Linked DNA regions of Homo sapiens: region 2 is linked to region 1. A link is a loop called in an ENCODE intact Hi-C map of the cell type or tissue named here. Cell type or tissue: MCF 10A. All regions are shown on one strand. Each heading gives the region's core, and the rest is flanking DNA. Links, peaks and the distances in the headings are about the cores only. Region 1 has its middle 76 kb from the start of GADL1. Region 2 has its middle 30 kb from the start of MIR466.

Region 1 (15,747 bases), core at 3,952-11,951:
GCCAGGCCCCAACTCCAACACTGGGGATTACATTTCAATATAATTTGTACAAAGATATACATGCAAACTATATCACTCTGATACTTGCCAGCTGTGTGAGCTTAGGCAAGTTGCTAACCTCTCTGTGCCTCACCTCTCCATCTGCAAAATGTAGATGATAATAGCTGTTGTATTAAAGAAGTTAATACACATAAAGTCTCAATATAGGTCCGTGTTGTACAAAAGTGTAGTCATTAGCCATATGTTGCTGTTTCCACTAAAAGTAGTTAAATTAAAATTCACTTCCTTAGTTATACTAGCCACATTTCAAGTGCTTGATAGCCAAGTGGGACTAGTGACATCCATTTTGGACAAAACACATATAGATATTTCCATTGCCACAGAGGCTTCTAGAGCCTAAGCACTTAGCAAGTTCTAAATAAAAGCTAGTTTTTATGCTCCAAGACCCAAATAAGTTCAATTGCCCTCATCAGATTCTTAATCTTCAGTCAGATCTCCCTCTAGGAAACAAATAAAAATTGTAAAATTTCAGTCACTCTTTGCCTTGTCTTCTCTTTTTCCCTTCTTTTTCCTTCTTTCCTTCCTCCTTCCCTTCCCTCCTTCCTTCTTTCTTTTGTTCCTTTCTTTATTCCTTTGTTCCTTTCTTCCTCTTTCCTTCTTTCCTTCCTTTCTTCCTTCCTTCCTTTTTTCCTTTGTTCTTTCATCTTTCCCTCTCTTTTCTTCTCTTCTTTCCCTTTTCTCTCCACCTCTGTGGAGGAAACCAGAGAGTTTCCTGGTTGGGATTTCCTAGTAAACTACCCTGACTCTCCAAGTTTACTATTACAGTATAACTATTACATTGGAGCCCAAAAGCCCATATTACTCACACCAACATCTGGAAAGTTCTCAATTTTGTCAGAAAGCTGAACGTGTCTTTCCACCAACTTCATCCTTTCTCTCTATCGAAGCATAAGATTTTGACAAGATAGATGTGCTTCTATTAAATTATTTGTAGTCTCACTGTAATGAGATCATCCTAGCATGATTGCCATGGGCCACTGTCTAGGCCTCAAAGAAACAGGCCAGAGGAAGATTTCTATTGATGATACTCGTGGAAAAAGATGTGACCACTAGTCCTTTCAAAAGGATCATAACAGATATTGATTCTTAGTTTGGGAGTTTGCCTCATTAAAATACCAAACAGAATTCTACGGGGAATGGGCTATATTGATTGGTTTGTTTTGTTTTATAGGTTTGTTTCCTATGTAACATGTAATTGTATTTTATAGTTGCTATAGTATGCAAGAATTAAAGACCTAATCTGGCTAAACAAGAATTGGCTTATAAATTATGAAACATTCTTTCCCATCAAACTTCTAGATAATTAAACAAAAATTTAGGAAATGTTATCTTTGCTGATTGTTTTGTATTGTGGTAAGAGATAGAAGAAGATAAACTTTTTTTTTCTTCTTGTCACTGTTTAATTTTCTTAGCAATTAAGCCACTAGTAATGAGTTTAGGGATTTCAGAGAAGACTGTTTTTTTCTGAGGTCTATTAAACTGTCTTTTTTTTAAACATGATTTTGCTTCTAAAATTTGAAAATGAGTTGCCATCCAATGGCATGATGGAGGCAGCACAGGTTCTGAAAGTATTCAGACTTAAATTCAAACTCTGTATTTTCCCTTCTGTTTCAACTAAGGCAAGTTACTGAATGGGATATTTTGAGATTTTAGAAAGTTGTTCTTCTGTACACAAGTAGATTTAAAATAATCACTTCTTCCTCCATCTTTTCAGTAGATAGATTGTACTTCAGGTGCTTTGATTCTGCACTTGGCCATCTGACATGCTTTGGCCAATGGGAGTTTAGCAGACATGCTGTAAGCAACATCTTGAAAAATGCTTGCATGTTTGGGCTTGCTCTCTTAGTCTTCTGCCACAGCTGTGAGAACATGTATTAGCCACCTGATTCCAAGAAAAGAAACAGAAACACCTAGAGCAGAGCCACTCACAGCCAACCACAACCTAGATTGGCTGACTCACAGCCAGCCCTTATATTTGTGAATTAAATAAGTGATTATTGCTGTATGGTGCTGGGATTTGTATCACAGTTAACTGATATAGCCTCTCAAGCTTCCTTTACGCATTACCTTCTCCCATTGTTCATGAGGATGGTTCTCTATATGTATTGCCCTTACAGATGAGAAAACACACAGCCAAGAAAAAAGATCAGTTGATGTGCTGAATGCATATGTATATATACAGTAGCAAAACCATTCTTTCTCTCTGCAAGAGTCAAGTTTGTTGAGACAGGAAAGAATTTATGGTTTCCAAGAAGTAGCACCCTGGAAGACTAAGAACATAGCTTTTATACTATAAAACGTATGCTAGGGAATAGTGCTACTAAAATAGAATAGACCACAAGAAAATAAGATGACAGACAGAAGGAGCAAAGATCTGTTGGGAGGTGGCTAGAATTCAGATACAAGAGACCTTAAGAGGGGCTAGCTGAGTCTAACAAAAGAAAGATGAGGAAAAAGCCTAAGTAGGATTTATTTGTGGGTTCTTTTTCTCTTTCCTTTGTTTAAGCCCAATACTACAACTTTCTTTTGGAACTCAAACATCTAATGTGGCACTATATACTATAGATTCACAGTGGCTGAGGGAGTTATCAAGGTAGATAAGCTTAGAGAAGCCTCATAAAACCTACCTACTTCAGTGATAGGTGGTAAAAATAGGCAATGGGTTTGCATTTCATCCTGGGGAATCCTTGTACGTGAGCACAAGGAAGTGGTGATGAGCTAGAAGAGAAGAAGAGACCAGAAAAACTGGAAAAGGAGCACATGGAGACAAGGATCTCAGTACAGATGCTAGGGCTTAAAAATGGGAATACGTCTTAAGCAGAGAAAATGGGATCTTTTCTGGATTGAAGAGTGTTAGCCATTAAGTTCTCAAGTCCCTGTCTTATTTGACATTATCCAAGAAAGAAGCAGAACACAGGAAAATTTTCACATCTGAGGATAACACTAAGGTTTTCTGAGTAATAAATAACAAGTATAAGGAAGCTATAGAAAGATCCCATGAAATCGAGGGCTAAAAAGTGGCAGGTGATACTCAATATTGATGAGAGTCTGATAAAATGTTTCAGGAAAATGATCCTTTACATGAAACAACTTCAAAAGTGTCTCTATAGCCCGTTGATTTATAAATGATTAAAAAGTCAGCCCATGAAGACAAAAAATGGGGAAGACAATATTAGAGAAAGGTGGAAAATGATAAATGAGTGTTAAGTAACTTGGCAAAAAAATAAAGCGTGCCGGTAATGTGAAAGCATATTCAGATTGTGGAGCCCAAAAACCCCCGAAAGCAGAGCTGCCAGATGAAGGGTAGGGCAGACAGCAGAAGAACTGGTAAAAAGCTTATATCAGGAGATCCTCTCTCCTGAACCCTCAGCTACCAAATGGCCTCCTCCTACCAGAGACAGAGACAGAATATTTTTCTCTAAATAAATTCAATGAGGGTAGGTCCAGTTCCTGTATGGCGAGGCACCATATTGAAAACAGAGAGCTAAGGAAATAGCTACATAATTAACAGGCATATCCCCATCCTTCTCTACCCGTTTACAGCATGCTAGCCTACAAGTCTGTAAGTACTAGGCAGGTGATTGGAAATATTTCCTGTAGAAATAGATTAACCCTGGAGAAAGACCCACAGATTTCCCTATTGCAAATGTCATGCCTGATTCAGCTTCATTGAAACACAATGGTTTGACCAACCCATATATGCATAGATTATAATCAGCTTTTTAGTACTTTATAAAATATGATTACATCTCCAAGGATCACCTGATGTTTGTGAAAAGTTTTTAACATCAAAGACTGAGACTGGGTTGGCTGCATGTAATCATTGACCAGAAATAACAATGCCTTAAATATAAGAGGAATGACTAGAGCTCCAGATACCATGTCCAATTCCAAGCAGTAAGGAAGGAAAAAGGGCAGAAGGGTAAAAGGGCTAGCCTTTATTTGTGTCAACTCCCTTTAAGCAGGTTCCCCAGAAGCCCTACAAAACACTTCGTTGGCCAGAACATGCTCATATGAATATATCTAGCTACAAGGGAGGTTGGAAAATATAGACTTTCAACAGGATAAATATCTCTCCTGAATAATATTGTTTTATAGATGAAGGAAAGAATGAACTTTTGGTAAACAACCTGCATACACACACACACGCGCACGCGCGCGCACACACACACACACACACAGGCTGAATAAAGTAACTTGAAAAAAATAAGATTGATGTACTAGAAGCAGAAAACTCCAAAATATGATATTTTCAGAAAGAAGATATTTACCCATGAATAAAGAACAGATTTCTATTTAAAAGAAAAGAACAATAAAAAACCACAGAGCTCCTTGAAATAAAAAAGAAAATACAGTAGTCACAAAAGAGGGGGATTGTGGACTAAAATATACAGTTGAAGAAATCTCACAGAAAAGTGAAAGCAAGAAGATTAAGGAGAAAAGAATAGAAAACTAGAAAATCCAGAAATCCAAATATTTTAATAATAAGTGCTTAAGAAAAAGATGTCAGGAAAATTAGAGGAGTAAAAGAAATAATTAAAAGCTTTTTCTGAAGTATATGTGTTTCCATTTGAAAGTGCACATTGAATGTTCAATAAAATAAGGGAGAAAAATTCACACAAGATATATTATCATGAAATATCAGAACACCAGAGAGACAAAATAAAATTTCCAGAATGAAAAGAAGTATTCCCAAAGCAATACTGAAAGATATAATTCAAAATTATCTTACAAAATGTGAAGAAAAACAATATTCAGCCTAGAATTCCCTACTCAGCCATACTAGCAATCGAATAGGATGGAATAATCATTTTCAGACATAAAGTGACCAAAATATTTACCTACCATGCACTCTTTCCCAGAAAACTACTGAAAGACGTTGACCATTAAAGTGATGGAATAAACCAAGAAAGAAGAAGATGGGAGGGCTGGGAAACACAAGATCCAACACTGGAAGAGTAAAAAATTCTCAGGATAAGGACAGAGGGAAGTCTCTGGATGTCAGGTGTGCAGCAGATCTAGAGCAACCAGTCAAGATTGTCAGAGGAGGATAGAGTGTTCCAGAATAGATGGAATTAAGCCAAGATGTTAGAATTGATGAATAAAATTATCCTGAGAGAGCCTTTAAGTTTCTAGCAAAGAAAGTTTAGATCCATAGAATACTTTGCAATTAATAAAATTATAGCAGCTATTTTCTTTAATGAAAAACCTAAAAATTTGTATGAGAAAGGCTATATAATGCAGGATAATTCATGGCTACACTATGAACAACATTTGCAAAGCTATAACAATATGTAAAAGGTTAATTTAACCAGAAATTGTGATGTAACCATATTAGGAAGATGGGAGAGGGGAGTTTAGGGAATATATAATAACTTTAACAATAAGCATGCTTAGAAATGGAGGTAAATATGAGGAAAAAGAGCTACAAAAATTCAGAACAGTTTCCCCTAGGGAGTGGGACTCCTGAAAGGAGATAGGTGCTGTACATTCCCATTGGTGTTTTTCCTGATAAACATTGTAGTAGTGCCATTTGACTTTTAGAACTATGACACCTATTATTATGATAAAAGAAAAAAATTAGGCATGTATGCAGAAGCAAATAAAACAAAATAGTTTTATTTGCCCCTTTATCGAAGACAGCTTCTAGCCAGCATTTCAAAAGATTGGGGGGAAAAGGCCAGGCGTGGTGGCTCATGCCTGTAATCTCAACACTTTGGGAGGCTGAAGTAGGGGGATCATGTGGTCAGGAGTTCGAGACCAGCCTGACCAATATGGGGAAACCTCATCTCTACTAAAAATACAAAAATTAGCCAGGCGCAGTGGCACCTGCCTGTAATCCCAACTACTCGGGAGGCTGAGGCAGGGGAATCGCTTGAACCCGGGAGGTGGAGGTTGCAGTGAGCCGAGATTGCACCACTGCACTCCAGCCTAGGCGACAGAGCAAGACTCCATCTCAAAAAAAAAAAAAAAAAAAAAAAAGATTTGGAAGAAAAAAAGAAGGAAAATAATAAGAAAGTGTCAACCTACTGTTTAAATACAGCCTCTACATTCTTGTACTCAGACTCCACATGCATTTCAGAAAAGCTTTATTGAAGCAGAAAAATACCCAAGAAGAGGTTCATGTTAATCCAGGATTGAAACGGCTGCGTGATAAGGGAACCACTTTTGCCAACAAGCTGCTCTTCCCATTACCCTAAAGCAGAGCTAGTTATGAGATAAGACTTTCTGTCTGGGGTCAGGCACGGTGGCTCACACCTGTAATCCCAACATTTGGGGAGGCTAAGGTGGGCAGATTACCTGAGGTCAGGTGTTCAAGATGAGCCCAGCCAACTTGGCAAAACTCCATCTCTACTAAAAACACAAAAATTAGCCAGGTGTGGGTGGTGCATGCTTGTAGTCCCAGCTACTCAGGCAGAGGTGGGAGGATTGCTTGAACCCAGGAGGCTGAGGTTGCAGTGAGCTGAGGTCGAACCACTGCACTCCAGCCTGGGCAACAGATGGAGACTCTGTCTCAAAGACTTTCTGTCTGAGAAAATCAAGACTGAAAAGAACATTGTCAAAATTTAATGTTATGAAATCTTCATAGAACAGTTGACCATAAGGAATAAACGTTGTGTAGAAGGAGTAGAGAAAGGAACAGGCAATGAGGGCATCCCTTAAACCCTTCCCTCATCTTTTCAAATAGAAAAAGTATTTTGTAACAGAGACAAATGTGATAAGGCAGTAAGGAGTACAGTTAATAAGCTCCATGAATTACAAAGCTAGTTCAGTGTAAACATCTGAAATATGTCAAGAAGCACGCCATTGGTGAACCACTGATACAAACGATATGGATCAATCTCAAAAAATGTGATGTTGAGTGAAAGAAGCCAGTACATGATGTATTCATTCATTTTGCCACTCTTCTTTAAACTATACATATATGATTAATATACTTTTATAGTATGATATATCTCCCAACGTAAACAATTCTGGAGGTTCACTCCTGCAATATTTCTAGAATATAGTGTTTTTACCTAAAAATACTGGTATCTATGGAGTAGGTCATTAATGTTTGCTGAAAACCTAGTATACTTTTGCTACTTTATACATATCACTATACATAATACTGAAAGTAACACTGAATTATTTGTCATTGATATAAATTAAAGATTAGAACATTAAGGCTCAGAGAGATGAAATAACCTTGCCCAAAACCTAGACATGCACGCAGATCTATTTGACTCCAGGGCTGCTTCTCTTTTGATACTGCCAGATTGTGAGTCATTCTGTTCTTTTATTTTAAGGGCATTTCTAAGAGGAAACCAAGGATTATTTGGAGTTGTGTACAAAACAATTTCAGGGAAGGGCAGTTAAAACTCTTCTCTCCCAGGAGATGGTTGGTATCCTTTTTGCCACACAACTTTTGTCCCTGCAGAGGGCACCTGAGGGCCTACTTCAACACAGCTCTTCTGCCATCTTTCACTCTTCTGAATAATTACGTGTGCTGATGTTCTGAGAAAGTGCCATCCTAGAAATTAACTTCATCAATAATACGAAAACATTTTTCTTTCCTGGTGGGAAATTAAATGAGAAAACAACTGATCAATGACTAGGAAAAGCCAAAAATTAACAAAACTTGAAAGCGATGGCTGAAACTGCTGGATGTGTTAGATGAATTATGTAGAATATTCCTAATGAGATGCACTAGGATCTGACTCTTGCCAAAGAAAGTAAACAGAACCTTGGTGATTTATTTAAAAATTGTTTAAATTCACTTGATCAATGGCTGAGGCTCCAGAGGTGACACGACCTCCCCAACATTGCTCTTCTTTCTGGAGAAAAAATAAATTAATGAAAGAGAGATAACTAAAGTTCCATTTCTGATCACAAAAAATTGCCTCACTTTGATTCTTTAGGAAATCTCTTTAGGTTGGATAAATGGCAGAATATAGAATCTTCCCTCTTCCCAGCCAGTTTCATTTTTAAAAGCATCAAAATGAAGCCTCCAGAAGGGAGATAAGTGCTGCTGCAGACAGCTGCAAACAATTAATTCTTAAAAACAAAACTGAAAACAGACTAATTAATTTACAAAGTGTGCAGGGTGTGTCAAGAGTGCAGTAAAAATCCATCCCACTTAGTGTCCACCCGTATTTCGGTAAAACAGAGCATTTGCAAAGTGCTATATATTAAATTATAAGGCAAAACTATGGTGCATAATTCTCAGATGCCCGCATATATCTCTCTAATAAGAACAGTTTACCTAAAACCATTTATAATGTAATAAATTTCTTAATATTGAATTGGTAAACATCTGCATAGCCCATGCTACCAGGACTGTATCTGTGAAATTCTTAGTAAGCTGGTTGGCTCAAACCAGGGTGGTAGCAAAAGACGTTCTGAGGAGGTAAAAGTGTGGATCCATTTTCAAGATAGAACCAACAGGATTTTCTCACAGATTGAGGTAGGTCATGAGAAAGAGATGACTCAAGGATTTTTGACTTGAGCAAATAGATTATGAAGCTTCTGTAAAGCGAGATGAAAATTATGGGTGCAGCAAATTCATGGGGACAGGGAAGCTCAGTTTCGACATGTTGATTTTGAAATATCCACCAAAGCTCTAAGTAGAGAGCTAGAGTAGACGGTCGAATGTATCAAGAAAGAGCTGGGGAGAAAGACAATAATTATTGTGTGCACACTTGGTTGCAGGGACTTTATATTCATTACCTCATTTAATTCCACAGAAGTTTATGTGTTAGCTATTCTACCTGTTTTGTTTTATATTGTTTAATAAAAAAAAGTATTGAGTATCAAAGAATTTGAATAACTTGGTAAAGGCCCTACAGCTGATAGATGGAGAAGCTGGAATTCAAATTCAGGTCATCTGATGCCAAACCAAAGTCTATGCTTTTGTTTTTGCTAACCATGCACCCCAGGAAAATGCCCTTTGCATTTCTTTACACTTTGGAGAAGTGAATATTTCACCTACTTTTATTAATTAGAATGTAGGTTGCATGTTCTAGAGACTCCAAACAATAGTGGTTTAAATAAAACCATTGAAGCGATTGCTCTTTTACATAAGACTGGAGACAGGCAATGATGGACTGTTGTGGCAGCTCTGCTGCAGGGCTCATTTTGGGACCCGGGCTCCCGCTATTTTCTTGCATCACCATATCCATGATAGTTTTCTTCTCTGAACAGATCAGAATAGTTGACTGTCAGGGTTACAATCCAGGCAATAGGATAGAGGAAGGGAGAAAGAAGAGCCCAATCTGAAAGTTGCACACATCATTTCCACTCATATCCTATTGGCCAAAACCTTTGGCCTAGCTTCAAAGCAATCTGGGAAATATTATCTTTACTTTGAACATCCAAATGTCCAACTAAAAATCAGGATTTCTAATACTTTGAAAGAAAAGAGGAAAATAGATGTCAGAGAACAGCAAGCGTTGTTTACTACTTTAGTACAAGGTGGGCCAAATCTCTTAATGTCTTCAGATGAATGCTTATGAGATAAGTTCATTTGATACAGATTTTAACTTGGAAAAAATGATTAAGATTTCAATTAATGTGTGAACCTGAAAAAATGCCAATTATTTCATATAAGATAAAAGGAAACACAGTTTTCAAAGGATGGAGACAAAGTGAGTTTGTTAACTGTGTTTATACTATTGCTATATGGAGCCACCACTTCAGCTAGTAACAAAAACACTTGTCATTCTTGGCCAGGGTGAGTCTTGAATGACAAGAGTTTTGAATTATCAGATGTTTCCAGTAGTGCGTCTGTCACATAAACTGTGACCACCCAATAATTCTAATTTTCCTTTCCATGATCCAATATTCAGACAGTTTTGTTTTTTTTTTTCTTAGAGCAAAGCAGATCTTGTCAAAATAGCTACTATTCAAAACAGGCTGCCAGTTTTAGGAAGATAGGGTCAAAGAAAACAAGATCTCCTCTCCTCTCTGCTTCTATTATTAAGTAGAATAACAATGAGAGTAATGACAATGAGGAATGAGAGAAAATATTTAAATGTAAGTCCCAAATTTGCATTTCTAGCTCAGACTTCTAGCCTAAACTGAACTCCAAATTCATATATAAAATTATCTCCACTTTGAAGTCTAGTAGATACAATTTCAAAATGTCTAAAACTGAATTCTTACTATATTGACACCATGCACACACTACCCATCTCAGTTGATGGCAGCTGCATCTTTCCAGTTACACTATCCCTCCATAGTTCAACAGTTTAGGTTGATTCTTCTCATTTTCTCGTATCTACATCCAATTTTCTAGAAAAGCCTTTTGGTTCCACCTACATACACATAATCTGATGACTCCCTCACTGCATTCACTACTGCTATCATGGAACCAACCGTCATCTCCTCTCTTGCCTGGATTATTGCAGTATCCTCCTGTGCTATCTCTACTCCCTGTAGTCTACCCTCAGCAAAGCAGCCAGGATGAAGCTTTTAAAATATGACTCAGATTATGTTCTTCCTCTGCTTAAAAGTCTCCAGTGGTTTTGCATATGCCCTGTAGCAGTGTCCAGAGTCTTCCTAGTGGTCTTCAAGGCCTGTGGGATCCGCTCTGCTACCACTATCCCCCCACTCACTCAGCTGAATCCACACGGGCCTCCCAGCAGTTCCTGGAACAGGCAAGCATTTCTGCTTCGGGGCACTTGCTCTTGCAGCCCTGCCTGAAATGCCCTTTCCTCCCATCGTCCCCTTAGCTCACTTTCTCACCTCCTTACGCCTTTGCCCATATCTCACCTGAGAAGTGAGGGCTCCCTCCGTCCCCTGTTTAATACCTCAACTACTCCCGTAATCCAGTATCTAGATTCCATTTCTCATATTCTTTTTTTTCATAGTGCTCATTATCTGTATTAATTTGCCATGTGTATTCTTTCTCCATGTGCATTTAGAATACCAGCCCCAAGTGGACAGGGATCTCTGCCTTGTTCATTACCACACGCCAAAGCCTAGAACAGGTTACTGATGGCACTCACTCAGCTCCCAACACACATTTGTTGGCTAAATATCTTTTTCAATTTATAAAGAAAAGAGATTTAATTGGCTCACGTTTCTGCAGGAAGCATGGCTGGGAGGCCTCAGAAAACTTACAATCATGGCAGAAGGCAAACAGGAAGGAGGCACGTCTGACATTAGTTTATTAAGTCAAACAGATAAATTTCACCCTATGGACCCTCTCAGTTTTGAGAACAGCAGTGCTACACTGCCAAGAATTCATGCTAAAACAAACCATAAACCTGACCTACGTCCCTAGTCTGCTGACTTTGCCCAAAATCTAAGCTCTTGCATTAGACTTTAAGTCCAAATGATATCATCATGGATTTTAGAAGAAAACATATATTGCCTTTGATTTTTATTTTTAAGGTGATAGTAATAAAGACCAGGCAGTATGAACACTGAATGCAGTGAACTTTGCTTGCACTTGCTGGAATACCCTAAACCAGCCTATTGGTTTTCCTATGTAGTTTCTGTAATTGTAGAGCAGTTGGAACAGGGCTCCGGCAAGTTACCAGCTTACCTATGCCTCAGTAAATCACTGAGCCTTAGTTTCCTGATTTGTAAAACAGGGGACACTCACAGCCTTGTAGGAGGGCTAAATGAGTATATAAACAAAAATTGCCAGGCACATAGTAAAAGTGCTATTTATTACCAGCTTGGATTTTACATCTATATCACTAAGCTAGCATTACAATAGAAATTAAAATCTGAATATCTGGGTTAAGAAAAGAAAACAGATGATGAAAATGAGGGTAGGAAAATCAAACAGGTTTGAATAAGCCAAGTTAACTTTTATCTTAATGTTTAAATACAAGATACTTCAAATGTAGGAAAGTAATACTTACACTAGCAGTATTACAGCCAGGTATTTTATTTTGAGGAGGTTTCCTTAAGTTCCTAAGTCCCTTAAGTTCTCCTCATTCTCATTCTCCTTTCTCTGGTGAATTTAGTGTGCAACCTACCAGCATATGTTTTATCCTTTTACTATATAGAAGCATTATACCTTTAGTACACGTACTACATGCCTATATAAACAATATAGTGATGTTTTGTTATTACATTTGTATGTTTCTGCTGCTACTCCATATGAAAAGGTATTATAATGTAAATATTAATCTTTTTTCTTAACATCAAATGTTGGTGATATATTCATCCTGGTTGACATAGCTTTAGTTCTGTATGGCAGGAGTCAGCATACTTTTTCTGCAGAGGGCTGAACAGTAAAGGACCAGTACTGTAGGCTTTGCAGGCCACACGGTCTCTATTGCATCTACTTGACTCTCTGGTTATGGTGTAGAACAGCAGCCACAGGTAACGTATAAATGCGTGAATGGGGCTGTATTCCAGTAAAACTTGTAAAAACTGGGGTGGGCCTGATTTGGCCCACAGGACGTGTAGCAACCAAACCCTGCTATATAGTATTTCATTGAAGAAATAAGGCACAATTAATTCTCTATTTTCATGATGTGATTATTAATTTTAGTTGTCAACTTGAGTGGGTTAAGGGATATGCAGATAGCAAGTAAAGCATTATTTATGGGTAAATCTGTGAGAATGTTTTTGGAAGAGGCTGGCATTTCAATTAGTGGACTGAGTAAAGCAGATCTTCTCTCAATGAGGGTGGGCTCCATCTGATCTGCTGAGGACCTGGATAGGGTAAGTAGGTGAATTTGCACTCTCTCTCTTCTGAAGCTGGGATGCCCTTCTTCTCCTGCCCTTGGACATCAGTACTCCAGGTTCCCTGGCTTTTGGACTCCAGTACTTGCACCAGCAGCCCCCCACTGGGTTTCCAGGCCATTAGCTTCAAACTGAGAATTACACCACCAGCTCCCTGGTTCTGGGGCCTTCAGTCTTGGACTGGGGCAAGCTGTGGGCTTCCCTGGTTCTCCTGCTTACACTGGGCCTATCATAGGACTTCTCAGCCTCCATAATCCTGTAAGCCAATTCCCCTAATAAATTCCCTCTCATATACCTGTGTCTATATCCTATTGGTTCTCTCTCTCTGGAAAACCCTGACTAATACACATGGTAATGGACACTTAAGTTGTCAACCATTTTTTTTTCTAAATCAGCCAATGTTTCAGTGAAGAATCGTATACATGTTCCCTGCATGCTTGTATAAAAAATCTTCTAGATCAGTGCTTCTCAACCTTTAATGTGCCTGTGACCCACCTAGGGATCTTGTTAAAATATAAAATCAGTAGGATGGGATGAAGGCCTGATACCCTTTTGGTCTAACAAGCTCCCAGGTGATGCAGATGCTGCCAGTCCATGGACCACATTTTGAAAAGCATGGCTAGACTAGAAAACTAGAGTAAAATTGCTCAAAATTATTAGATGTTGCCAAATTGCTCTTCAAGGTAGACAAACCTGTTTCCATACCCAGCAGGAGCATATGCCAGTTTTATTTCTATATATTCTCACCAAAAGTCTGAATTTTCATACTTTTTATGTCAGCAATTTAAAGAGTATGAAATTATACTTTAAATTTGTTTTTATCTGATACCTTCAGGTTGAAGATCTCTTCTATGTTTCTTTATGTATCTGGTCTTGTTCTTCTGTGTATATCTTGTTCACTTATTTGTGTTTTTTCTTGTTGCTTTGTATGAATACTTTTAAAATTCTATACATTGATCTTTTGCCTATTATATCCTTTGCAAGTATTTTATCCCAGTCTGTGTTTCTCTTTCCATGTTGTTTTTAGTATACAGAATATCTTAATTTTAATATGCTATAATTCAACCATATCCCCCCTTGATGTTTGCATTTTAGAACTTTGCTTAAGAATTTTTCCTAACTTCCAAAGCCATAAAGATATTCTATTTTCTTCTATCTATTGGACAGTTTTTCTTTTTCTATTTAGTTTTAAACTCATCAGAGATTGATTTATAAATGTGAGGCAAGGAACAAAGTTTTTTCCTAATAGAAAACCAGTTCTCCCAACATCATTTATTAAATAGCCCATCCCTTTTCCTTCTGCTGATTGTGATGTTTTGGTAAGTGTCTCTATCACTGGTGATATTTCTGTATATGTATTGGTCTGTTTGGGGACTCTATTCTGATCTGTTACCCATCTGCACATCACTACCACACTGTCTTATTTGCTACAGCTTTGTAAGTGTTGATGTCTGATAGGGTACCTTGTTTTTCTTTAAAACTATCTTAATTATTTTAGATGTTCACTTTTTAAGCTATTTTATTAACTATAAGTATATACATATAAGTGCACATAAGTACATATAAATGTAGCTCAATAAATTTTTTAAAACTAAATATACCTATAAAACCAGAATGCAGATCAAGAAAAAGAAGTTGGCTACCATCCCCAAAGCCTCTGTCATGCTCACCTCCTGTCGCTAACGCCTCTCCCCAAAGGGAACCAATATTATGAATCCAATATCATTGCATAAATTAGTTTTTAGTATTTTATGTAAATGGAAATATAAAGTATGTATACTTTTGTATATTCAACTCTAATAGATACTCTCAAATTGTTTCCAAAGTGGTTGTATCGAATTACTGTCAATATGAGAGCTCTAGTTGCTTCATATCTTCACCACATTTTGATATTTTCAGACAAATGGGATATGTCTGAATCCCATTTTAGCCAGTTTGGTTGGCATGTAACTTTATCCCATTATAGCTTTAATTTGCATTTTCTTAATAACTAATGAAATTGAGTGCCTTATACATTTATTGGCCATCCTAGGTATCCTGGGTTCTGAAGTATCTAAGTTTTTAGTTCATTTTTCACTGTTCTCCCAAGCATAGTCTTTCAATTCCTGTTTTACACTTTCACCTGTTGTGGGGTTTTGTTTTGTTTGTTTTTTGTTTGTTTTTTTGGGGTTTTTTTTTCTTTGTTTGCTGTGTCACCCAGGCTAGAGTGCAGTGGCATGATCTTGGCTCACTGCAACCACATCCCAGGCTCAAGCAATCCTCCCACCTCAGCCTCCCAAGTAGCCAGGATCACAGGCGTGTACCACCATGGCCAGCTAATTTTTTGTATTTTTAGTAGAGGTGGGGTTTCCCCATGTTGTCCAGGCTGGTCTTGAACTCCTGAGTTCACAGGTTCTGCCTGCCTCAGCATCCCAAAGTGCTGGGATTGCAGGCATGAGCCACTGCACCTGGCCACACTTTTGCCTTTTTCTTTTCCCCTATGTAAACAAAAGTCCATCCTACCCTGCTATATAGAACACATGACTCTTTCTTCAAGAATTCCTTTTCCTTCAAGGCCCATCATGACTTTCTTGATCTCTCATGCTTCTGCTAATTCCCCAGTCAAATACTGTATCTACCCCGTTTGATAATTTGTAGGTTTTTTTTAACTTATTGTTGATAACACATTCTTCCTTGAACTAGAACTATCTTTGTACTTGTCACTTGCCCACTATTTCAGAGTTTTCAAACAGTGGGTAGCAACCTATTAATGGGTCATGAAATCAGTTAGTGTTTCACAACTGATATGGCTTGGATCTGTGTCCCCACCCAAATCTCATGTTGAATTATAATTCCCAGTGTTAGAGGTGGGGCCTGGTAGGAGGTGATTGGACCATGCGGATGGTTTCTGATGGTTTAGTACCATCCCCTTAGTGCTATCTCGTGATAGAGTTCTCACGAGATCTGGTTTTTTGAAAAGTGGGCAGCACCTGCCCCTTTGCTCGCTCTCTTCAACCTACT
Region 2 (15,747 bases), core at 3,796-11,795, 160 kb after region 1:
ATAGTAACAGCAGAGATCGGGGGGAAAACACAATAACAGGAAACTTGAGAAAATATCACCTGTTACAACTTTTAATAAGTTGCCTTTTAAAAAATTTTTGAAACTCAAAGTAGCATAATTAAAGTGTTTTGATCTTACAATAATACACACCTGGGTCTCTAATACTTACTGTGTGACCCTGAACAAGTCACATAAACGTTTTGAGCCCCAGATTCCCCATTTATAAAATCGAGATGATAATATTTCTTTTTCAGGCTTATTAGGGATTTCTTAGTCCTCTTTTAAACATTTATTGAATGCTGAAAGAGATCAGAATATGCCACTCCAAAATATGCCACTGTGGTGTATGAATTGTTTTGAGCTGAAGGCAACTGAAAATCAACAGATGCAGAAAGAAACATTTTCAGGGCTTTCCTTATCTGACTAAAAGCAGAAACTTCTGAGAAATGAGGATTGCCATTAATCTTGTCGGGCTGGGGTTGGGGGTGGTTTGGCCACAAACCAGATGGAAAAGTTAGCACCAACATGAATCTTCACTAAGAAATCTTACTAAATTATCCTGTCTTCCATTCATTTCCCCTGTTATTAACTTTCCCACAATGTGCTGCCCCTAGAGCTCAACCTCTGCTTTTCTTTGTCTAGTCACTTCACAATTTATCACTCTTTGTTAAAATGGTATATAAGCACTGAGTCAGCTTCTTTGGGTTTTCATTTCCTTTATGTAGAGGCCTCATGTATGTAAAATTAAAGTTTGTATGCTCTGTCTCCTGTTAATCTATCATTTAACAGTTCAATTCACAGTCCTCAGACGCTTAACCTAAGAAGAAAGAAGAAAAGCTCTCTCCTCCCCCACAATGTCAACACTATTAATGAATGTCAGATATTGCTAGAGACTCAGGGTACAGGATGAATTGGGTTATGTTTTTTTCCTTTCAGGAAAAGATCTATTGAATATAGGATACCTGGATGGAGTCTTAAAAGGTGATTCAGTATTCAGTGACACAGAAATGTGGGGGTGGAATACAGGGCTATTCCATGTGGAGGACCGCGCTTAAGTGATTACATTGAGGTAAAAAAAATAGCATCAAATGAGCTTCAAGTGCTTGGTATATGATAGGTGCTCAGTAGACATTCTTTTTCCTCTTTTGTGCCTTCTTCTCTAGAAATAAACCCAGTTCATGCCATAAGTACTATTTTAAAAAATCAAGAAGGTCCTATAAGTGCTCAGCTACTCCAGGTGTGGTCTATGGACAAGAAGCCTTGGCATTACCTGGGAGCAAATTAGCAATGCAGCATCTCAAGCCCCCATTGCAGACCTGCTACATTAGAATCTGCAGTTTAACAAGATTACCAGGTGATCTATATGCACATTAAGGTTTGAGAAGCATTGCTAGGGGATAAGGTATAGGAATAATTTCTCTGGTAGGTGGAAGGATGGTTCCAGAAAGCAGAGAGGTTTGTGGAGAGCTCCTAAAATGTGACGGTTGCAGTAGCAGTGAGGTAAGGAAGGGTAGGGCATTTGCACATGATATGGGATGGTTGATTAAGAGCTGCTACTTGCTGCGGATTTACCTCCAGGTGTCCTTTATCCTCAGTAATGTCTCTTTTCACTAAGTAGCCTATTTTCTCCTTGTTGGTCTTGTTCTTAACCTGACTTCCATTTCAGACAAATGTCTTATGGCAATTTAGGAAGCACATTCTTGATGCAAATGATAAAAGGCTCAAATTAGAAGTCCAGGCCTTCTTTAAACAAGATTAACCAGCTCCTGCCAGAAGTTGAAAACTGTTAAATTAAGTTTCTTAGTAGGGCCTGCTGAGCTTCTTTTCAACCCCTTCTTAGCACCACAGCAGCGTGGAACTCCCAGAGATAAAACCCAGTTTTCATGCAAGGAAATTGCTAAAACCTACAGTTTGAGGATGCAGGAGCAAGTGCCTCGCCTTTGAACAAGGTAGAAGGAGAGAGAAATAAACTACCACTTCCCGTAGTGCTAAGGGACTGTGGGGAACTTGTACATATACAATCCTTGCCTTGGCAAGTATCTGCTAACTCTGGGCTAGACTTTTTTTTTTTTTTTTTAACACATTTCACTCTTCCTGCACTCCTCATTTATGCAATTTAAATAATCACGTAAAAATTAGGTAGGTAATGTTAGGGAGGAAAAGTTTTTTCTCTACCCACTTCAGTTCAGCACTTGGAGGAGTGCAAATTAAACTGACAAAAGATTAACAGGAAAAAATAGACTAGGTTTATTCACATACATTTATTCAGGAGCTTACAGAAAATATGGCTCAAAGAAGCAGTTATAATTTGGGGCTTATATACCATCTTAATAGGAGAATGGGAGGGAGAGAAAAGGCACTTATGGAAAAATGAATGACTCGGCACAGATAAATTGGCCCTTAGGAGAACAGATGGGAAGTATGACAGTTTTATGGTAATGTTAGTTCATGTGATTTATCTGGTGATAGGAATCAATCCCACCCCCTCACCCCCCACAAATAATAGGAATCAATTCTTCCCCTACCCCATGTAGGAAAGCCTCTTTTGAAGGAGAATCTATGGCAGTTGAATTCTTTTGAAAGGCTCTGCTTTTTCAGGCAGATAAGGGCAAGGTGGGGGTGGGGGTGTCAGGCAAAGCCTCCTTCTGCATATGTTGATTCTCAAATGTCTTGAGCTCAAAATAATTTTATCCCATAGTGGTATATTCCAGATCCCTTCACTCATTAAGAAAATAAGGGGACATATAAAGAACATACATGCTGTCTCTAACACACACACACAATCTCCCACTATTGCCCCAAACTGGAAATGACTATTAACATTTTGATTTACTTGTTTTTCAATCCCCTTTCTGTTCATTTTTTTGGCACATGGTTGAGATTATAATACATAACCAGTTTTGGTTCTTACTTTTTCAACTTAACATTTTCGACTTAACATTTAAGAAGTGTATATGAGAAAAACTTTTTAAAATTTAAAATTATGAAATCTTTCAAACATAAACTGAAGTTCAGAAAATAATATAACAACCACCTGGGAACCCATTGCCAGGATTTAAGAGATGTTAACATTTTACTATATTTGCTTTGAATTACTCTGAAAAGAATATGTCACAAACGCAGTTAGGGCCTCTACTCACTTCCTCAAGCCTTGTTACAATCACTTCTATTCAAGGGTCACCACTGTCCTGAGACCGGTACATTTTATTTTCAGGTCTATTTTTAACTTTTGTCAATAATACATACTAATATTTGGTAAGATTTTAAATTTTACATAAATGGTATCATGTTGTATATATCCTTTTGCAACTTTCTTTTTATCATTCAATATTAGGTCACCTTGGAAAAAAATAGTCTTTTTTCCATTTAATTATACAAATGGAAAGTAGGTATCTTGTTCTGTTGGAAAATGTTTTAGCTTTACCAGGGCCGAGAGCTTAGAGCTAGCGGCAGTGGAGTTAGGAGGTACATCACATGATGTGTTTATTTGAATCCATTAATTGATAAAGAACTCAAGGAACATTCTGGAAGAAATAGCTGCAAGGTCAAGACCCCATTTCTCTTAAGTTTTGAGTTGTATATGTAGGGGAGTAAAGGTAATCTTTTCTTCCTCACTCATCACAAGCTTTATGGGTTAGACCCCCATAAGAAAAGACAGATTAACAAAAGAAAAGCATAACAAATTTGTTTTAAAGGTTTTGTATTACATGGGAACCTTCACAAATGAAGACCCAAAGACTCAGGGAAAACTGTGTTTTTATGAACTGTGGTACAGAAGCGTGAGGAGGAGGACAAAAGGGTGTGATTCAATGGTAACATACTGGGGAAAACTCAGCAAGACCTGCTTGTTCAAAGTTTTCTTGGCCTCTAGGTATCAGGCAGGATCCCTTTGGGATGAGGGTCTTATGACTTATTTTCAGGGGAGGTAGGTCAGAGAATTCTTTTATGGCCTGCTTCAGGGAAACGTCATGCTTATTTGGTTTTCTTTTTTCTTTTTCTTTTCTTTTCTTTTTTTTTTTTTTTTTTTTTGAGACAGAGTCTTGCTCTGTTGCCCAGGCTGGAGTGCAATGGTTCACTGCAACATCCACCTCCCAGGTTCAAGCGATTCTCCTGCCTCAGCCTCCTGAGCAGCTGGTATTACAGGTGCCCGCCATCATGTCTGGCTAATTTTTGTATTTTTTAGCAGAGACGGAGTTTCACCATGTTAGTCAGGCTCTGCTGAAGTCTTGAACCACTCAAAGTCATTCACAAGGCTTGGAATAAACTTTTTCCAAACTCCTTTTAATGTTGACATTTTGACCTTCTCTCATAGATCACAAATGTACTTACCGGCATCTAGAATGGTAAATCCTTTCCGTTAGATTTTCAATTTACTTTGTCCAGATCTATCAGAGTAATCACTCTTTATGGAAGCTATAGTTTTACAAAATATAATTCTTACATAATAAAACTTAAGTCAAAATTATTTCTTGATCTATAGGCTGCAGAATAGATGTTGTGTTAGCAGGCATGAAAACAACACTAATCCCCTTGTACATCTCTATCAGAGCCCTTGGGTGACCAGGTGCAATGTCAATGAGCAGTAATATTTTGAAAGGATTATTTTTTTTTCTTAGCAATGGGTCTCAATGGTGGGTTTCAAATATTCAGTAAACCATGCTGTAAACAGATGTGCTCTCATCCAGGCTTTGTTGTTCCATTTATAGAGCACAGGCAGAGTAGATTTAGCATAATTTCTAAGGGCTCTAGGATTTTCAGAATGGCAAATGAACATTGGCTGCAACTTAAAGTCATCAGTTGCATTAGCCCCTAACAAGAGAATCAGCCCATCCTTTGAAGCTCTGAAGCCAGGAATTGACTTCTCTCTAGGTATGAAAGAACCGATAGCATCTGCTTCCCATAGAAGGCTGCAGTGAAAATCTGTTGCTTAGTGCAGCCATCTTCATCAATGAACTTAGATAGGTCTTCTCAGTAACTTGCTACAGCTTCTACATCAGCACATGCTGCTTCATCTTGCCCTTTTATGTTATGGAAATGGCTTCTTTCCTTAAACGTAATGAACTAACCTCTGCTAGCTTCCAACTTTTCTCCTGCAGCTTTCTCACCTCTTTGCCTTCATAAATGGCGTTAAAGTCTTGTTTTCGATTAGGCCTTGGTTTAAGGGAATGTGCTGGTTTGATCTATCCAGACCACTAAAACTTTCTCCATACAAGCAATAAGGCTATTTTACTTTCTTATTCATGTGTTTACTGGAGAAGCACTTTTAATTTCCCTCAAGAGCTTTTCCTTTGCATTCTCAACTTAGCTAACTGTGTGGTGCAAGAGGCCTAGATTCTGGCCAGTCTTGGCTTTCAACATCGCTTCTTTAAGCTTAATCATTTCTAGCTTTCGATTGAAAGTGAAAGATATGCAACTCTTCCTTTTACCTGAAGATTTAGAGGCTCTTGTAGGGTTATTAATTGTCCTAATTTCAGTATTTTTGTGTCTCATGAAATAAGGAGGCCTGAGGAGAGGGAGAGAAACAGGAGAATGGCCAGTAAGTGGAGCATTCAGAACACATATGATATTTATCAATTAAGTTCACTGTCTTATATGGGCATGGTTCACAGCACCCCACAACAATTACATAGTAACATCAAAGACCACTGGTCACAGATCATCATAACAAATATAATGATGATTCTTGAAATATTTTGGTAACATAAAAATTACCAAAATGCGACACAGAAACATGAAGTGAGCACATGCTGTTGGAAAAACTGACTTTCTTGATGCAGAATTGCCACAAACCTTCAATTTGTAAAAAGTGCAATATCTGAGAAGCTCAATAAAGCAAAGTGTAATATAATGAGGTATACCTGCATATCATAATTTCAAGAAAAGTTTCGTTTTTTTGTTTGTTTGTTTGTTTTTGAGATGGAGTCTCGTTCTGTCACCCAGGCTGGAGTGCAGTGGTGCAATCTCAGCTCACTACAACTTCTGCCACCCTGGTTCAAGTGATTCTCCTGCCTCAGCCTCCTGAGTGGCTGGGATTACAGGCACACACCACCATGCCTGGCTAATTTTTTGTATTTTTAGTAGAGATGGGGTTTTGCCATGTTAGCTGGATTGGTCTCAAACTCCTGACCTCAGGTGATCCACTTGCCTTGGCCTCCCAAAGTGCTTGGATTACAGGCATGAGCCACTGCACCCAGCCCAAGAAAAGTTTTTTAAAGAGTAATTTTATATTGTATTTCAAGCTGGTGAAGTGAAACCTACATATGAATGATTGTTAAAGTCTTAAATGTATTTATCAGAGCCCAGTGCTTCTAGCTGAAGATTCAGGACACATCTTCATTTTTCTACTTGATGCAGCTCATTCTCATAACCTAACCATTTTCTAAATTTTCTCTCAACAGAAATAATGTTACTTCACTTCTCCACACACTCTCTCCTCTAGCCTTCTCTGCATTTTTATTAGAAAATGCTAGAAATCTGTTAAAAGAGATGATCAAGCATGGATGGGAATGAAGGCATTCTCAATCTCCAGGACAACGACTTTAGGGCAAATTGATAGATTTGAGAGCAGATGGTACCCACCACACATGCCTTTCCCAAGGGAAATGAGGCCCAGCCTTTGGCATTGTCGCATCTATATTTAGCAGCCTGAATTTGCCTCATTGAGGTCTCGATGTGCACTTTACAAAGTGTCTTGGTACTGCTCACAATAGAGAAGTATCAAACCAAGAATATTCCTTTCAGCCACAGGGCCCTGCTTTCCACTGGACATGGCATATTCCCATGGCATGCCTTCATTTTTGCTCTGTGTGTGCATTTTTACCCTTTTCTTCCCTCTAATACTCTCCCTTATGTAGTTTTTTAAGGCAGGCTCTTTGGATCACTTAATTCTGTTCCAAAACTTGCCTCTGTCCTGCCGACAACTCCAAACTTTTCCCATTAAATTCCTGTTGGTTAAACACTTTTCTTGTCAAGTCCTCACTAAAAGATTTCAAATCCAGCTGAAAGAATTCCTTTGACTGCATAGAGAACTACTTCCTTCCCTGATACAACATGGGTCCAACGGCAATAGCCAGTGCCTATTTTAGGTGGGCTGCAGACCTTGAAACTTTCCAAATGTAAAATGTACCTAGATACAAGGATTTCTATGTATTACTAGAAAAAGTATGCCCTAGTAATACCCTTTGTTCTTTGCAGCATGACACCTAAATTACTTTATTCCAGCATAGTGCCTGACACATAAAATATGTTCAATATATGATGCAGAAGGAAAGAGAAAGAAAAACAGTAAGAAAGGGTGGAAGGGCAACATGAGACTAAGTATCTCTTTGTAGTCCAGAAGTCTCTTTTGCTTTTTTCAAAATTAACTTCTTTGGCAAAATATTCTGTAAAATAATTATTCTAAAATCAAAAAGAAAACCCACATATTACAGCCTCTTCTTGGATATTTGCACATGACACTATTAAAAGTGCTGGGAAGTCCTGCATCAGAGAAACATGTTTGATTCTGTTTCTTCCAGAGTATTCCATGGAATTCTCCTCTATGAATCCTTTTATTATAATCTATTCACATCCTACAGGACCAGTGTCTGTCAGAGGACACTTTGGCAAATGTAGCTTTAACTCAACTAGATATGATTTAGAGACTGCCAATGTAAACTGTTCCCTGCAAAGAGCTTCTGAAACCATAATTATCAACTACATAAATGCCTCTGAGCCTGCACCAGGATCATCCTGATTAAAATACTTGCTCATATGAAGTTAAGAGCATATGAACTATTATACTATAAATTTTGTGCATCCTAAATATACCCTGAGCCTTTGTTGGGAGGATGCTGTTGAGGATGCTGGCAGCTAAAGTCATGCCAGGCAGTATGGTTACAGTCAATGGGTGTGTAATGTTCCATTCTGGGGGTCATTAAAAATGAACCACATGATTGAGAGACACATTTATTTTTGTATCGTATGATCCTGGCATTCAGTTCCATTCTGCGTCATGAATTTAACACAGCCAAACAAAGCATTGATTACTCCCTTCAAATTCAGTTGGAGCCTGCCATGTTTAATGAGAGGGAAGCAAGAGATTATTGAGACCACAGTTTGCCAATGTCAGTTAGCCAATGATAAAGGCAATCTGAGCCTATATTACACAAAAAAGAATGGAAAGTTGGCCTGCTTGTGGTGTCCCTCATGCCACTGGGAGGGAGGCAAGTATATGACTTCTCAGATTTTTTTTTTTGTCACCAGATGAATAGTCTACCTGTTACCTCAGTGTGAGGATGGACTGACATCTAGTGGATAACCAGGTGATTGATATTTTTGTTATAAATTGCACTGTAGAAATGAGTAAGCTGCATAACAACGGTACTTGAGAAGGTAGAGTTTAAATAAAATTTGAATTATAAATATAGACTTTTTCCTCATGGTTGAGACCAGTTAATTAAATTTGTATTTAAAGTTAATATTATATTTTGAAGATGTTTCCCATTAACAATACTGTCCCATTGTCTTATGAAATAGTGGTCCATAATTAGACACCTACCAAAATTAACAACTATATATGTAAAGACAAATAACATAATGCCAGAAACACCCAAAAGATGGCATGGAAGGATTTTTATTTTATACATTTTTGGAAAAGAAAAATGTCTATTTCTCAAACACACATGCGTCAGTAGATTGTAGCCACCTGCCAGTAAGGAATTTAAGAATTTTAAGAAATTTGGCTAATAATTTACAAAGCTGAGTACAGTTGTCTCATGTGCTACTCTGATGGGGGAGAGAAGGGCAAAAGATAAGGTTTATGTGTCCAGTTTCCCTTGTATCATTGGTCAAGAGCATCTGTGATATTGATCTTACTTTTCTGGTTTATTGAATGATACCTTGTAGGAAGTAATTAGTGTTAAGATGTGAGGAGAAAAAGAGACAACATCTGTCTCTTCAATTCTTGAAGTGTGAACCAACTGAGAAATAAATTAAAGAAGTAAATTAGACAAAGATTTAAAAATACAAGTTTTATGCTTGGTAAAGCAGATTGAAGAATGCTGTTCAAACTCTGCCCAACATAGATCTTTCTAATACTGCCTTTTCCTCCTGGATTAAATGTATTCTGAAATAATTACAGTGCTTCTGTCCAGTTCTTATCTAGTGTCTATGTTCTCCAGAATTGTATGAATTTCTAACAACCTCTATATTTATCCTTCTCTAATATACAGTGGTAAAACATTATCAAAAACTTGGAAATAAGGTAAAGGGAAAGTAGGGTGTTTTCTCAATGCCATACTAGAATTTTGCTGAATAGGCCTACACAAAGGATTGTTTAATTTTCTAGGAGAATGTATCTGTTTTTGACTTACTACACATATGTTAATTTGTAGAATTTTGTACTGAAAGATTGAATATACAAATAGAAAGTTGCCAGACCATATATAAAAATAGACCTCTGATCCATAGCCTGCAAAAATCATCCCCGGAAACCAACCCATAATCTATAGGAAGCCAGCCTACTTCTGACTTATAGCCAGCCTGATTTACAGGAAATCAGACCACCATCTCTAGTAACCATCCAGGAAGCCAAAAAATAGCCCCTGTAACAATTGGCCCAAAATGGGTAGGACTAGATTAATAACTGACAGTTTCTTTAATTTCTGTTTCTGTTTTCAACTTAGTACTAGCCAGAGAAAGCCAAATATGCATCCCAACCAATCACATGGGATGCACCATTTCTAGTTAGCCTGCCTTCAGCTCCCCCATGACAGCAGCCTTCAATCAGAGTACCCCCAAAGCCTTCCCTTTTTACCACTATAAATAAGATTTTTCCTCTGCCTGCCTTTGAGTCTCTTCCAAAATACAAGTAATAGTGGCTGACTCCCTTGCTCAGCAAACTGTGAACAGTAGCCTTTGTTTCTTCTCATTTTGCTTGTTGTCATTTACTTCCATCTTCCACTAGAAAAGAGAACCTTAAAAGTTAATGTTTATTGCCCCATAGAACATTAACCAGTTTTCTATATAGCCTAGCAATCTTATTTTAACATTTTTTTTTGCTAGTGTCTAGAAATAACTGTTCCTCATATATTCTTGGAACCAGTTTTACTATCTCACTTGTTCTCTCATTAATAGGTTGACTAAATTGCTGACAAGTAGACGTTCTACATTTGCATGGCAATTATGCTTTTAACTCTTTGAAAATTACACATCGACAACAGAAAAGAAACAGAATGCCTGTGAGCATCTAAGAAGAAATTCATGTCTATATTTTACCTGTATTAAAAGCTGTGTTAACAGAGGAAACTGGATACTTATTAGGTCTACAAGGTGTCTTCAATTTATTTTAATGTTGTAAAATTGCTGTGCCATAGTTATTTGTTGAAGAGATTTACCAAACTTTCTCAGATCATGGTCTATTCGGAATTACATAGCTCCGAGTGACCCAACTTGAAACTTATATTCGTCAGTTTTTGCTATTTAACAACCCCCAAATCTTACCTTCAGCATTTATTTTTCTTACTCAAATGTATGCAAGTCAGTTTGGTGGTTCTGCTTTAGGTGTGGGTTGGGTTCAAATCTGCTCTACCTCTGGTCCAGAGACTACTAGGGACAAATTCTTCTCGTGGTGATGACAAGCAAGAGAACAAGCTCAGCCACACAAGCAAACCTCAGCTATGTCATGCTTGCTAGTATTCCACTGGCCAAAGTAAGTTACCTATCTAAGCCCCAGGTCAGGGGACAAGGGAGGTATACCCCTCCTACAGCAAGAAGCACTGCAAAGTCACATGTTAAAGTATGGACGTATACACCTCTAACAGGGAGGGAGTAATATAATCTAATCCACCGCAAAAACAAAACTGTAAAGGAAGAAAGAACACTGTTGATCAGTTTTCAGAGCACTGGCATATAGTCACAGACCAGATGTGGGAGAAGGCAAGTGGGGATAGGACTCATTTCCCAGAGTGAAAGACCCTCAGTTGGTGTAATCACAGATCTTGAAAATCTGCAGAGCTATTTGGCAGAGTGAAAATCATAATTTCAGAAGAAATTCACCACTAAGCATTAATCAAGCTTTAAGCCTTGTGGCAGCCTCTGTAATGCAAATCTCAGGATGTGTCAGAATAATTATGCACTTTTGCCCTATTGTGCTCCAGTTCCCAAAAGCATTGATTAAGGTAGAAGTAAACAATGCCCTACTAGCAGAAACCGAGTCCATGGAATTAGAGGACAAGTATATTCCGAATATACTAAGTAACATTTATGAAAATCTTATGCAACCCAATTCTGAGCAATGTATGATTCCCTTTTCTCTTTCATAAAACTAAATGAAAGCTAAAGTCTAATTCATTGATATGTTTATATATACTCCATAGTTGTCAAGAATTATTGTCTGTTAAAATGCCAGTAGCTTATTGATTGTAATAGATAGCTTATTAGGCTTAAATGTTATTTTTTATATAAACTTGACCAAACTTTGAAAATGCTCTATTAAACAAAATTAAGAGAGGTCATTGTTTTGGACCGAGCTTCTGCACTAAGGCCCCAGCAGACCAGACCAGACTGAAATGGGGTCACTAATGCTAAATGCCACATCATCAGACTGAAACTTTAAGAAAGCAAGCAAATGTCCAAACAGACCAATGTTTCCTGAAAACAAGAGATTCACAGCAATCAAGTCTACCTGAGTCAGCATAAGTTCCCTGTGCTTTAACCCTTCCAAGAAAAGTAACCTGTAGTAAACCAGTGTTAACCAACCTGCTTTTTAAAAAATTGTTCTGTTTCCTTGTTCCCACCTTACAAAAACCAACTGTTCTCTCATGCCCCGCAGAATACTATTCTATTTTATTAAATAACGTGTTGCCTGATTCTAGAATCACAAACAAAAGCCAATTAGATCTTTAAACTAATTTGGGGGGAGTGGTTGTAATTTTGTCTTTTGACAGCTCTTATAAAACTGATTAAATCCATTTTTTTACTTCCAATAAACGATAATCAATACCCTTTTCCATGTAGCCCACCCAAATATCTGTGTCTAATTACATGGCCAACTGTTGCAAAACTTTAGATACCTAAAAGGAAAATACTTCATTCTGCCGCCCAAGTTGTATTTTCACTAACCATTATATTCTTGAGATTCTCCCATTGATAACATGTGGTTTTAGTTAACTCATTTTCAGTGCTATATTGCTTTCCATTGTTCATATATTCCATTTTTAAAATTCAATTTTGTATTAATAATGATTTTGAATTATTACCACACTTTGTCACCCCAAAACATTCTTGTTTCTTATTCTGTCATCTATCTGTCATCTATTAGTGTCTCAATGCTAATACTTACTTCCTAACAGACATGCATCATGGTTGGAGTTTAGCCTTAACTTGTTGTAAAAATGGAGAAAGAGGGACTTGCTGGTGTGATCTGTTGCCCATCCACAACAACATCCTATTAATGATAAAGGCCAAAATGATTGTAGTGAGAGAAACATTCAAGATGTTCTAGTCTGGGCCAGGCTTTGTGGCTCTTGACTAACTTGCTCATGCATCTCTGGTCATTTGGTGGAAGGCTGATTTGTCTAGAATGGTCTTATATTTCTACAGATAGGCTGGCTGTTGGCTGGGTCACTGAGCAGCTGGCCACGTGTCTCTCATCTTCCAACAGTCTCCAAAGGTAGGGTACCAAGAGAGAACAGAAGCTCTCAAGGCCTTTTGAGTATACATATGGGCTCTGAACTGGCACAACATCACTTCCTCCATTCTATTGGCTAGAGTAAAACACACAGATAGCTCATATTCAAGGGCAGTATTCCAGCTATCAATTTCTATGCAAACCACCTCAAAACATAGTAGTTCAAAACAACAATCCTTTGTTTTGCTCACAAATCTGCTCTTTGCAGAGCTTGGTACAGAAGTTCATCTCTGCTCTAGTAGATATCAGCTGGGAAGCTGAACTAGGGCTGAAAGATCTACCTCCAAGATGGCTCCATCATCTGGCTGGCAAATTTCTCTCCTGTGATACTCTCCAGGGGGATAATGGCCGGGTCCTAAGAGCAAGCATCACAAGAGACAGGAAATAACAGTTAAGTTTCTTAGGGCTTGGCCCAGACACTGGTACAGCGCCACTTATACTACATTCCTTTTGTCAAGCAGTAAGTACCCAGATTCAAGTAGAGGAAACATAAACCCATCTCTCAATAAAGGAGTGTCAAAGAATCTGGGGACTGTACTTTAAAATTGCCACAGGCAGTCTCTAGACCTCACTGTTGATGGAAGAGATGATAATGTCACCTTGAAAAGGGCATGAATGCTGGAAGGCGGTTAAAGAACAAAACCCTTTTCGCAATCTATCACAGTGTGAATAGGGAGAGGGAAGGAGTTTCTGATTCAATATTTTTTCTGCTCCTTTTAACTAAACTATTATTTATCTTTTCAGCTTTATGTTAGCTATAACTTTACCAAAAGGTAAATTTAGAAATACTATTCTTATTATTTAAATGGTTTAGAGGACTTTAAATAGGAAGCTTTTATAAATGTTTCCTTTTTATTTCAAAATAAATATTAGCACTTTAGCTCCCCTTGAAAGACGTGAAATCATGTTTTATTGATGGGATAACTATTATAAAACAATAGTGCATGTAATCATCTTATTCCACTTGACGGGATGAACATAGCCATTTTTCACACAGAAAAGACAGTAAAGTACTCATTTACTGCTGTGTAATCAATTTAAAATTTCTCATTCATATGAGCTGCAGACTCATTGATTAGACATGGAAACTACATAAGCTGTGGCAACCCTGAATTTTCCTTTGGCTGTCTTCTCTGTGCCTTATGGAACACAATTGAAATGACCTAGAGGCCAGTAAAATGGAATTACTCATCAGCTTTCCCCAGACCCATTCATACCTGCTCAAACATTGCTCCATGGGACACAATCTTTTCTTTGGGGAGAAAATCTAAGTCACACGCATCTTTTAAATTCCCAAATCCTTGTTTTCCTCTCCTAGGCAGGAATCTGATTTCAGAAGAGGGATTTGACCTTATGGAAGTCCAAAAAATAAAATATTGATAGATAGCGACCACATAGTGTGGTTTGGTAAGCTGCATAGTAAGGTTTATACCCTCTAAGAAAATAGCACTCCTAGGGAGCGTTGAAGTGGTAATTGCTATGATTCATTGAGCATTTGGTTTGGGCGAGTCTCTGCATTATGAGCTTTTCAAATGCTTTCAGTTAGGACTGCATTTGGCAAGAAGAAACAAAATCTTACATGTAATAACTCTTAAAAAGTGAGCATAGAGTATGCTTCTATACTTATAGAAGCATAAGTATGAGGCAGCATCATGATACAATCAGGAACCTATGCTTCTTTCTGTTGGGATGTTCTTATTTTGTGGTTTTCATCTTCATGTTTGACACCATGGTGTTGCAAGTTGGCTGCTTTGTCTCTAGATGGAAGCTACTATGACAATCTTCCTATGGGAAGCCTGAGATTCCAGACAACACAAAGGAATCACAGAAAAGAAATGGAAAAACAAAAAATAGAGACTGGAGACTTTGTTCACCTTGTTTTAGCCAATCCGAAAGATACTCTTAAATTATACATATCCCTGACCTCTTAAGTTACATGAGTCACTACATTCCCACCGTCCCCACTTTTTTTTTTTTCTTTTAGGTAGGGTCTCACTCTGTTGCTCAGGCTGGTGTGCAGTGGTATAATCATAGCTCATTGCAGCTTTGAACTCCTGTGCTCAAGTTATCCTCCCACCTCAGCCTCCTGAGTAGCTGAGTAGCTAGGACTATAGGCATGTGCCACCACACTTGGCTTTTTTTTTTTTTTTTTAATTTTTGTAAAGTCATGGTCTGCCTATGTTGCCCAGGCTGGTCTTGAACTCCTGGCCTCAATCCTCCCACCTTGGCCTCCCAAAGTTCTGGAATTACAGGCATGACTCCTGAAACAAGGGAGGCACGAAGTGTGCCCAGCCTCCCTTTCTATTAAATAGATTGGAACTGAGTTTCTTGTCTTATGGAATTGAAAGAGCCTTAACAGACAAAAACCCCATTTTGCAGATGAGAAAATGTGAGAGTCTCCAGATCTATCTAAAAAGAAAAAAAATTAGTTGCTCTTTCCATTCACGTAGCACAAATTCATACAGTGAAAATTTGGAATATGAGGAACTACGGGGATGAATTTGTGAAAAACTGCAAAAGTGATATTTCAGGAAGAATATACAGCCTTGAATAGGTATAACAGCAATAGAGACTGAAATTTATTGAGCTAAAAATTTAGAAAGAGAACACCAGGATAAATCAAAATAAAGGAAGAGGAGGATAAAGAAAAGAGCAGATAAGTTAATAAAACAAAAACTAAAGATAAAAATAAAGAGGATTACAAAATTATAATGGAAGTTTAAAAATATTTATATGTAAATTTAAATTAAAATTAAATCTATCAAAACTTGTACATTGAGGCAAAATTGATATCTGGAAAGAAATTTATAGCTCTAAATGCTTGTATTGGGGGAAAAAAGCTGGAGGTTAATTTTTTAGACATCCAATTTAAGAATTTAGAGGAAAACAAAATGAACCCAAAAAGTAAAAAAAAAAAAAAAAAAAAAAAAACGAAGAAGAAGAACATAAAATAAGAGCAGATCAGAGAACAGGATCAAAAAGCCAAAGCTGGTTCTTTGAAAAGTCTATTGAGACAGACAAAAGCCTAGTAATCATTAGCCAGGGGTAGAGGGATGGGAAGAAGAAGGGAGAGAAAA

Evidence for each region. A loop is a pair of places that touch in the nucleus more often than their neighbours do. Peaks named below come from ENCODE experiments on the same cell type or tissue, not always from the same donor. Only the 100,000 strongest peaks of a DNase experiment are listed, where the experiment ranks them.
Region 2: it touches region 1 in a loop (21-fold over the local background); 9 of 110 quality-filtered maps call a loop at or near these places.

What each region holds. Positions count from the first base shown.
Region 1 is chr3:30,962,906-30,978,652 of GRCh38, forward strand. No RefSeq gene overlaps it. Among named protein-coding and RNA genes, the nearest start is that of GADL1, 76 kb to the left of the region's middle. In MCF 10A, for the core only: a CTCF peak has its summit at 7,485 (motif pointing right); a DNase peak (open chromatin) is centred at 7,476.
Region 2 is chr3:31,124,074-31,139,820 of GRCh38, forward strand. No RefSeq gene overlaps it. Among named protein-coding and RNA genes, the nearest start is that of MIR466, 30 kb to the right of the region's middle. RefSeq lists an enhancer at 1,489-1,990. In MCF 10A, for the core only: a CTCF peak has its summit at 8,265 (motif pointing left); a DNase peak (open chromatin) is centred at 8,278.